Linked DNA regions of Mus musculus: regions 2, 3 and 4 are each linked to region 1. Evidence: chromatin loops called from intact Hi-C (ENCODE). Cell type or tissue: heart. All regions are shown on one strand.

Region 1 (2,500 bases):
GCTGAGAGTTCTACATCTTCATCTGAAGGCTGCTAGCAGAATACTCACGGGGCTGATGAGATGGCTCAGTGGGTAAGAACACCCGACTGCTCTTCCGAAGGTCTGTAGTTCAAATCCCAGCAACCACATGGTGGCTCACAACCATCCGTAACGAGATCTGACTCCCTCTTCTGGAGTGTCTGAAGACAGCTACAGTGTACTTACATATAATCAATAAATAAATCTTTAAAAAAAGAATACTCACTTCCAGGCAGCTACCATGAGGGTCTTAAAGCCCATGCCCACAGTGACACACCTACTCCAACAAGGCCACAACTCCAAATAGTGCCACTCCCTGGGCCAAGCATATTCAAACCATGACACACCTCTACCCGAAATCACAGCAATAGATGGCTAGTTTCACTCTAATTATAAGCTGTTCTCCAAACAGCAAGAGATGGGGCTTGCTTGTTTGTTTCATTAGTTGGTTTTTAGAGATGGGGCTTCTCTGAGTAGCTTTGGCTGTTCTGGAACTCACTCTGTAGACCAGGCTGGCCTGGTCTCATAGAACTCACAGAAATCTGCCTGCCTCTGCCTCCTGAGTTGTACAAGTGGGATTTTATTTTGAGTTGTTTATCTTCCTGTCCAAGGAACTCTGTGCAGGATGGAATGTTTCAATCTTGGAGGAAACTGTTATTCAACACTGTGGCCCTGGCACACTGTTTTCTATATCCTTAAAAAAAACTAATTTGCCGGGCATGGTGGCACACACCTTTAATCCCAGCACTCAGGAGGCAGAGGCAGGCGAATTTCTGAGTTCGAGGCCAGCCTGGTCTACAGAGTGAGTTCCAGGACAGCCAGGGCTACACAGAGAAACCCTGTCTGGAAAAACCAAAAAAAAAAAAAATTATTTTATGTATATGAGTGTTTTTTCTGCAGTTATGTCTGTGCACCACTTACATCCCTGGTACACGAGGAAGCCAGAAGAGAACCTCGGATCGTCTGGAACTGGAGTTCCAGACAGTTGTGAGCCACGATGTGGGTGCTGAGAATCAAAGCCAGGTCCTCTGGAAGAGCAGCAAGTGTTCCTAACCAATAGGTCATCTCACAACCCCTCTCCACCCTTTAGGTGTAAGGACCAGTTCCAGGCACGAGGGGCAGTGTGTTCCATCCTCTTTCACGTTGAACTGAAAAGGACCTGAGCCCAAAGGCCAGCAGAGGGCAGTGAAAGAGAAGTTTGGTCAACTGATGTAGCTGAGGTTAGGTCACCCAGAGTCAAAACAGATCATCATTAATCTATCCCACAAGCACAAAATTCTGGGTGCTGTAGCATGCAGCACACCTGACTAGGAAAGATAGTGTGTGTGTGTGTGTGTGTGTGTGTGTGTGTGCGCGCGCGCGCGGGATGCTGGAGGTTTGGCTGTGACAGTCACTCTCCGAGCCTGTTTCTTCAAAATAAAAATAAAAGTACATGGTAGAACTTAAAGGGTTTCTTCACTCTCTAGCAACGTGGTCAGGTCAGGGCCGAAGGGAGTTAGGGTGATGGAGTCGGCTCACAACATGAGAACCAGAAAGGGGTTGAACGAGGGAAAGGAGAGCACAGAGTTTGGGATTTCAGAGACCCTCTATTAAGGAACCGAGTCCAAACTTGATTCTGGTCATAAATTCCAAGCTCATGGCCGGCCCCACCCTGAAGTTCCACAGACCGAAGACCATAGCCACTACTTCAAATTGGGGGAAGAAAGGGGACGAGCCTCTTTGTGTACTCATTTCTGAACTGCCCTGGCAGCTGGATCCAGTCCCCCGCAACCCAGGCCCACTGGGTTAGGCAACCTCAAAGGCATCAGCTACCCACTGCCTCCCGGGCTTGCTTGGTCAGCCGCGCCCCCGCCCCGCCCCGCCCCGCCCCCGCCCTGCCCCACCCCGCCAGCATCCCTCGCCTCCGCCTCTGGGCCGGAAGCCCCCTCCCCCTCCGTATCCCCCACCTCCCTAGCCTCTACCCCCTCCCAGTCCTTCTCCCTGCTTTGGTCCGGGAAACCTCTCTCCGCCCTCTTCCTGCTACTTCAGCTCCGCCTAGGTTCTTCCGTCCATTCCCGGAGCTGAAGACAGGCCCCGCCCAGGATCCGCCCTGGCCCCGCCCCTGAACCCCCCACCCGGCCATGCTCCTCACCCAGCTGCGGGCGGGGGCTTGGAGGCCGCTGTATCCCTCCCTGGCCCCGCCCCCAGCCCCCGGAAGCCCCTCCCCGGCTCCAGCCCCGCCCCCCGAAGTTTCTTGGGCCCCGGGCGCCCGGCGGGACAGAAGACAGCAAGCCGCCGCCCGGCTGCGCGTAGATGGAGCAAGCGGAGCCCGCGCAACGCGGGCAGCAGTAAGCGGCGAAGCCGCCGGACCTTGCAAACTCGCCATGGAGGAGGAGGTGAGGGCGAGGGCTGGGCCAGACGGAACAAGAGTGCTGGGCTCGGGTGCTGCCCGTCCTACTTCCACGGGTCTTTCTGCACAGTCCTTCCCTTCAAGCAGAACCTG
Region 2 (2,500 bases), 150 kb after region 1:
TCCCACAGTAAACTTCTTAGAGGAGGAGGAGAAGGAGGAGGAGAAGGAGGAGGAGGAGGAGGAGGAGGAGGAGGAGGAGGAGGAGGAGGAGGGAGAGGAGGAGGGGGGAGGAGGAGGAGAGGAGGAGAAGGAGGAGGGAGAGGAGGAGGAGGAAAAAGAGGAGAAGGAGGAGGAGGAGAAGGAGGAGGAGGGAGAGGAGGAGGGAGAGGAGGAGGGAGAGGAGGAGGGAGAGATGGAGGAGGAGGAGAAGCTGAATATGATATGAGTGTAAAGATGGAGTTTTCCCTAAATACAAAATGAAATTTTGTTTTGTCTTTTGAAAGGGGCTTCTCTGCACAGCCCTGTTGTCCTGCAACTCACTCTGTACACCACGCTGGCCTCAAACTCAGAGATCTACTCACCTTTGCCTCCTGAGTGCTGGGATTAAACATGTGCTTCACTACTGTCTGGTTCAAAAACGAAAAAAAAATTTTTTAAGTTCTTCATAGTGAGTTAGACACATAAGAACCTGACCCTTCCAAGTGCAGATAAATTCCTCACTGGATTCGCTTTCAGCACAGAGATGAGCTGCAAGGCCAAGGAGATCTGTGTAATAAATGTTTGTACATCTGTATCCTCCAGGCACTGCTGACAGCACTGCTGTCTATGAGATCAGAGTGGCTGTGATCACCCACTAGAGACCTTCATAAGATCAGGCCCAGCCACATTCCCGTGTGGGATCAGGGGAAGCCCACTCCTGTCTGAGGATACAAAGTGGTGAACAGTGGCTGCTGAGGAGGCTCTTCCTCAGTGTACAACTGCCTGTAAGGTGTCCGTGCTCCTGTGACTGACCTAATTAAACACGCTGGATCTTTAGGCTTAGACGGAATGATTTCTTTGGTCTGTGATTGGTGCTCTATCTAGGACAAATAAACATTTGCCTTTCCCTGAAAAAAAAAAAAGGGCACACACCATTAGGACATCCACAAAGCATATCTAAGGTATTGGAAGCCAGACAATGAGTTTCTGATCAGTGTTTTAGTTTTCAGATATTTCTTCTGGAAAGTTCTTCAGCTCCATAGAAAACTGGTATGTGGAAGTAGCCTAATCCCCCTTGAACCATTCTTCCATGTTCCCACCATCTTACAATGTTGCCATATGTCTATTTTCTGTGGGACAAGGAAACCAGCCATAGGATAAATGTGTATACCTGTGCTTGCATGTGCTCATATTTAGTCAACCATTTGGTGTTGGGTCAAAAAGAGGAGCAGCTGGAGCCCCCCCGGGGGGCAGGAAGTAAGAGCAAAAGCTTTTGCCTCCATCAGGGGAAGCAATGCCTCAGGACCAGGGGAAATACATGCTATGCATAGGCACCAGCCCAGTATCAGGGTCACAGACTTAACCCACAGTGCCCACTGAGCCATTTGGGATGCCCTTCAAGCACCACTATGGACTCTCGGTTGTTGTTGCAGGAAAATTCCACAAGAGGGCGATGTCACCAACCTTTTCCCTTGTTGAGGATGGCAGACTGGCTCTCTGCTGTGTCTATTGCCTGTGTAACTTCAGCAGATTTTACTCTGATTGGCTTACTTTCCTTGTAAGTAGTTCACAAACACTAAGTAGCGTCACATTTTATAAAAACAAGAATTTTTATAAAATAAAAATTTGAAAGGAGACAATATGTTCCCCAATTCCTTCTTTGAAGAACAGTTCAGTATACACTCTATTCAGTATATACTCTATTCAGTGAACACAGAAGAGAACTGTTCTTTTAGTATAAAGCACCTCTGCTCACTGCCACAAAGAATTAAGGAGGCTGCAGGTTTGAGAAGCTCATATTTTGACTGATTTAGAGAATGCCAAACACTTAGATAAATTTATAATAAGTGAAAATCACTTGGGAAAGCCAGACATGGTGGCTCACAGCTGCAAATCAGCATTCAGAAGGCTGAGGCAAGAGGATTGCCAGGAGTTAATGACAGGCTGGGACACTTAGCCAAACCTTGACTTGAAAACCAAACAAAAACAATTTCTTGAGGGAAACAAGGTGAAGCAAGAAAGGAAAAGTGTGTTCGGATAAAACACCAAGGAGTCAGAGTTGAGTGTGGGGTACACAGGCCTTTAATCCCAGCACACGGGAGGCCCAGGTGAACAGCTCTCTATAGATTCAAAGCCAGCCTGGGCTACATTGTGAATTCTAAGTTACCAACCCAACCCAAATCAAACTACAACAACAACAACCCCTGAAGAATCAGTTAATTGTGCTGATTACTAAGACAATTCATTCAAGAAATGAAAGACAGATAAACGTGCCCCAGACAGTGGTGCACATCTGTAATCCTGGCACCCTTGGGAGAGAGGCTGAAGCTGGAGAGTCTAGAGCTCCAGGCAGGCTGGGCTACATAGTGAGACCTTGTCTTAAAATACATTTTTTTTTTGAAAAGAGAGAAAGAGAGAAAGGAAGGAAGAAAGGAAGAGAAGAAATACATATATATTAGGCTGTCCCTGAGGACATTTTCTG
Region 3 (2,500 bases), 120 kb after region 1:
ACAAAAAACAGAAGCACCTGTTCAGGCTGGTGAGGAAAGAGGCAGAGATAAGCTTTATCAAGGAAACCCCTCCTCCCGCTGGCCAGGATGCTAAGGCTCCCCAGCTCTTCTTGGACCTTGCGTTGCTGGACAGTAAGTTGGCTAGTTGTGAGAGAGCATGTACTTGGCCTTCAGAGTTTCAACAGAACCTGCAGTTCATAGCTGAGGAAATCGCCTCTACAAATGTTTAACACACGGTCAGTCACATATTGCTGGTCCTTTATCTCAATGTATAGGTGTCTTATATAGGGACAATCTGTGGTTGTTAATACAACCAATTAAAAAGGTTATTAGAACTAGAGAGCCTCTAGGTGACATAACTATGGTTCTCGGTGTTGGGGAACGCTCACCATGGGCTTTTACCACTGAACTACACCTAAGGCCCTGCGGCGGGCTGTTCACTACACATCTTCATCCTTCACCACACCTATATGTATTAAATAGCCATCTTTTTGGAGATTTCTTCAGGTAAGATTTATCCTTTCTCCAGGAACCTATCCACTTCTCTCTAAATATCATGAGAGGAGACGCTGCCCGCACATCTTTCTCTCTGACCACTCGTTTCAAGGTTCTGGTGTAAAATCTTTTTGAAAACTCATACACAGCTATTAGACGGCTTCCCAATGTGCAGAATCCTTGCAAAAAGAGAAGCTAGACCACTGCAGATGGAGACAAAACAACATCAGCCCCTAACTTCTAACTCCCTGGGAAAAGAAGAAAAAAGGGGGGGGGGGTTTCTCTCGCCCTGCTACACTCTTCATGACTCTTTCACAGGCCTCACACCTAGTCTGAGGTAGGATCTTTAAAACAACTCTACTCGCAGCCCTTAAAAGTTGACTGAAACCAAAATGCTCCTGAATTTCTGCCCCAGGATGGGTGGCTCAAGAAAATGAGGATGTCTGACTAAGGATTTTGGGCACCAATCGCCATAGGGGCCGCCCTGGGTTCCACCAGTTCAGAAACAACAACAATCCGCAATGAACCGAGGCTGAACCTTAGACAGACCCACAGGCACAATCGGACACACACAGGCGCCCGCGAGAGCGCACCACACGCACACACAGAGATATGGATCACGTGCATGGTCACAAGGACCTGCCCACTCGTGAACTCTGCTCGTAAGTCACGCATGCTCGATACACGCCCACCTACAACCCTACACGCACCACACACCCACACTCTTGCTTTCCAGGGCCTGCCCCTCACCTGCCGTGGCCGCTCCCGCGTCCCTTTCTTTCCAGCCTAGACGGATCTTCGCCCCGATTTGGGCGCAGAGGATGGAGTCGGCGGGGCGCGGACTGGACCGGCGGCCGCAGATCAGGAGCCCCGCGGGAGCAGCGGGCAGAGGGGGCGCGCGGCCGAGCAGCCAGAGGCCACCGCCTCCCAGCTTTGGTACTGCGAGCTCCCCGGGCGCGCCTCCCGCTTCCGGGTTCCGAGGAGGCGGGACCAGATGGCGAGGAAGGGGCGGGGCTCTGGTGGTTACTATGGCGACGGGGCTGGCAAGGGAGGCCCTGTTCTGAGATTTGCGGTGTCCTAGAGGCTGTGGAGGCTGGTGGTGGATAAGGGTCAGTTCTTGGTCACTTCTGACAGGAGCATGGAGGAGGAAGTGAAAAATCTAGGCTGTAGGCCCCGGGGATGTGCTTCTGACTTCGGTTTTTAGGCGTCTTCATGCTTTGGTGGGGAGACACTTTTGGTCCATAGCTTTGGTGAATAGGCCTTGACATAGTCTTTTTAAAACATTAGTATATATCAGTTCATTACAATGGCTTAATTAGGACATTTTGATACCTATATAAAGAATTTGGATCATCACCCTCCCTTAGTCTCTGCCTCCCATGTCCCATTCCCCTTCAGCCTCCCAACTGCATATGCTTTCTCAGCAAAATTGTTTTTACCTTTTGTATAGACGCTGTCCTCTGACCTCCTTTCAAAGCCTTGTCTCCTTTTATGGCTTTGTGCTGATGTTGAGGGGGTATACTCAGCGCTGGTTTGCCCTCTTCTGTCAGGCACAGTCTAGTCACTGTTCTTACGAGAGATGTGGCAGATGCCACAACACCTTTCAGTTAGCTTACAGCTTTGCTCTGAAATAATGCATAATAATATTGAGTGACCTGTCAATCTTGTTTGAAAATTTGTAAGGTTCCTAAAGCAAGATCCTAATGTTTTAGGGACTTTTAAAAATATTTTTTATTATTATTACTTTTAATCGTGTGTGTGTTTGTGGGAGAGAGAATATATGGTGCACATGAGTGTAGTTTATAAGGAGGGCAGAGGAGGATCCTAGAGCTGGCATTACAAGTGTTTGTGAGTTGCCTAACACGGGTGTAAAAGTAATATGTATTCTTAACCTCTGAGCAATCTCTCAGCCCCCACGTGTGTGTGTGTGTGTGTGCGTGTCCCTGTGCCTGTGCATGTACGTGTGCGTGTGTGTGTGTGCGTGTGCCTGTACGTGTGTGTGTGC
Region 4 (2,500 bases), 57 kb after region 1:
TGGAGGCGGGAGTTGATACAGAGGGTTTGAAGGGATGTTGCTTAATGGCTTGCTCTTTGTGGCTTGTTCGGCTCGCTTACATATAGAACCAAGGACCACCAGCCCAAGGGTGTCCCCACCCACAATGGGCTGGGCCCTTCCATATCAATCACTAATTAAGAAAATGCCCTACAGGCCTGCCTGCAGCCCAGTGATTTCAGGCATTTTCTCTATTGAGGCTCCCTCCTCTCTAATGACTCTAGCTTGTTGGCATAAAACTAGTTAGTGTGTGTATATGTATGTATGTATGTATTATTATTATTATTATTACTATTAAGACTTTTTTTTTAGTTTTAAAAATTTTAAAGTTTTATCTGTGAGTGTTTGCCTGTATATATGTATGTATACCATGTGCATGCTTGGTTTTCATATGAGCTATGCTACAAGAAAATTCTTGGAAATGGAATTGCAGACAGTTATGAGACCTTATGGTTCCTGGGAACTGAACCTGGGTCTTCTGCAAGAGCAGCAAGTGCTCTCAACCACTGCACCATCTCTCCAAGTCCTAATTTATTTTTAATTTTAACTTATGAACACGTGTCTATGTCAGCCCGTCGGTTTTCTAGGCAAACATCTCTTTCCCTCTTGCTATTAGGGGTTCATTTGGTGCCAGGCATGGTAGTGCAGGTCTGTGATCATAGCCACCCAAGAAGATCGTGAGTCTCAAGCCTGTCTGGGCTACAGAGTGAGTTCGAGGCCAGCCTTAGTAATTTAGTGAGATAGTGAGACCCTGTCTCAAATAGATATACTTAGTAAAGGGCAGGCTAAGTCAGGGATGGTGTAATTATAGCACTGGACGGAGGTAGAGGCAGGAAGCCCAGATGTTCAAGGTCATTCTCAGCTATATAGCCAGATGGAGGTCAGCCTGTTCCATGTGAAATCCCATCTAAGGAAGAAAGAAAGAAAGGAAGGAAGGAAGGAAGAAAGAAAAAAGAAAGAAAGAGAGAAAGAAAAGGAAGAGAGAGAAAAAGGAAAGAAAGGAAAGACAGACAGGCAGACAGAAAAAAATCAGGACTGGAGATGAGGTTCCGGTGTTAGGTGAAATCCCGGCACTTACCAGGATTTCAGTTACCAGCACTCACAAAGCTCACACCTGTAATCTCAGGCCCTGTTTTGCTCAAAGGTGGAGGCAGGAGGATCATTGAGGCCATACTTGGCTACAAATTGAGATAAAGGTCAGCCTGGACTGCATGAGGCTCTGTTAAAAACAAAAAATAGGGCCAGCAGGTAAAGATGCTTGCTGCCAAGTCGGAAGACCCGTATTTACCCCCAAGGCACACATAGTAGAAGGAAAGAAAGAATTCCTGCAAATTGTCCTCTGAACTCCACTGGGGTCCTTCACCAGTAGACCCAACTCACTGGCTGGATCCAGTAGGTCAGGTTACACTACAGCCCGCATAGCTTGTCCCTGTGGCCCGAGTCACGTGTTTTATTAGTGTTGAGGACAGATCCATGTGCACACACTTACACACATTACGGTACAGGCAGGCTGCAGTGCTTTGTTGACTCTGGCTCCCCCGTGTGTCGAGGACCGCAGCTTCAGTGGGCCTAGCGGGTTCTGCCTTACTGCATAAGAGTTCTTGAAAACAAAACACAAACAAAACAAAACAAAAACAAACAAACAAACAAATAAACAAAAACCCAGACCCCCAATTGCTCCCAGCCCCTCTGGTTTGGGTCGTGCACAGAAGTTCATGCTTTTATGTGGTGCTGAAGATGGAAACCAAGGTTTTGTGAATGTTAGACAAAAATTCTACAACTGAGATACTTCTTCAGTTGCTTTAATATTTTTGAAAGGTAGAATACAGGGTTTATTTAAACAGTCTAATTGAAGGCTGCAGAAACTTCGCCAGTTGAGGGAGTGGAACCACCTTTGGGTTAGGAGGTTGGGTACTTACTCCTCACTGGCACTGACCTCATGCCGTTGTGGATACATCCGGGAAAAGTGTGACTAAAGAAGGCTTGAGACTGGAGGTGGACTCGGTAGTCTGAAGTATGGAGGATTCCTGGTACTGAACCATCGACTCTAGCCCTTGGGAGTTGAGACAGGGGTGTGGGTGTGTGGGGGTGTGGATTGGAGATCTGGAGTTGGAGTCAACCTGGGCTCCCTAGAGAGATATTATCTCAAAAAATAAAAAATAAAAAAGTCAGGCATAGTGACACACACCTTTAATCAGCACTCAAGAGGCAGAGACAGGTGGTTCTCTGAGTTTGAGACCAGCCTGGTCTACATTGTGAGTTCCAGGCTTATGTAGAAAGACACTGTCTCAAAAATAAATAAATAAATAAATAAATAAATAAATAAATAAATAAAATGTAAAAATAAAACAAAGGGCCGGACTTAGCTCAGTTGGTAGAGTGTGTGCCCAGCATGCAGGAAGGTGGCCTTGATCCCCAGCGCCACACAGACTGGATATTGTGGTCAACACTGTACTCTCAGCACTTAGCGGGTGGAGGCAGA

What was found. Hi-C counts contacts between places; a loop is a spot of excess contacts. Peaks named below come from ENCODE experiments on the same cell type or tissue, not always from the same donor. Only the 100,000 strongest peaks of a DNase experiment are listed, where the experiment ranks them.
Region 2: it touches region 1 in a loop (4-fold over the local background); 9 of 42 quality-filtered maps call a loop at or near these places.
Region 3: it touches region 1 in a loop (4-fold over the local background); 10 of 42 quality-filtered maps call a loop at or near these places.
Region 4: a loop joins it to region 1, with 7 times the contacts of the local background. A loop is called at or near these places in 36 of 42 quality-filtered maps.

What each region holds. Positions count from the first base shown.
Region 1 is chr9:65,579,831-65,582,330 of GRCm38, reverse strand. It overlaps Plekho2 (pleckstrin homology domain containing, family O member 2), which reads left to right and starts at 2,244. Exons shown (of 6, transcript NM_153119.3): 1 at 2,244-2,393. The coding sequence starts at 2,382. In heart, a CTCF peak has its summit at 1,159 (motif pointing right); DNase peaks (open chromatin) are centred at 1,170 and 2,160; H3K4me3 peaks cover 1,517 bases; H3K27ac peaks cover 1,149 bases.
Region 2 is chr9:65,431,407-65,433,906 of GRCm38, reverse strand. No RefSeq gene overlaps it. Among named protein-coding and RNA genes, the nearest start is that of Mtfmt, 3.1 kb to the left of the region's middle. In heart, a CTCF peak has its summit at 1,458 (motif pointing right); a DNase peak (open chromatin) is centred at 1,456.
Region 3 is chr9:65,459,900-65,462,399 of GRCm38, reverse strand. It overlaps Spg21 (SPG21, maspardin), which reads right to left and starts at 1,463. Exons shown (of 9, transcript NM_138584.2): 1 at 1,246-1,463. In heart, no CTCF peak of the experiment used is centred here; a DNase peak (open chromatin) is centred at 1,489; H3K4me3 peaks cover 1,882 bases; H3K27ac peaks cover 1,876 bases.
Region 4 is chr9:65,523,173-65,525,672 of GRCm38, reverse strand. No RefSeq gene overlaps it. Among named protein-coding and RNA genes, the nearest start is that of Ankdd1a, 4.2 kb to the right of the region's middle. In heart, a CTCF peak has its summit at 1,558; a DNase peak (open chromatin) is centred at 1,512; H3K4me3 peaks cover 374 bases.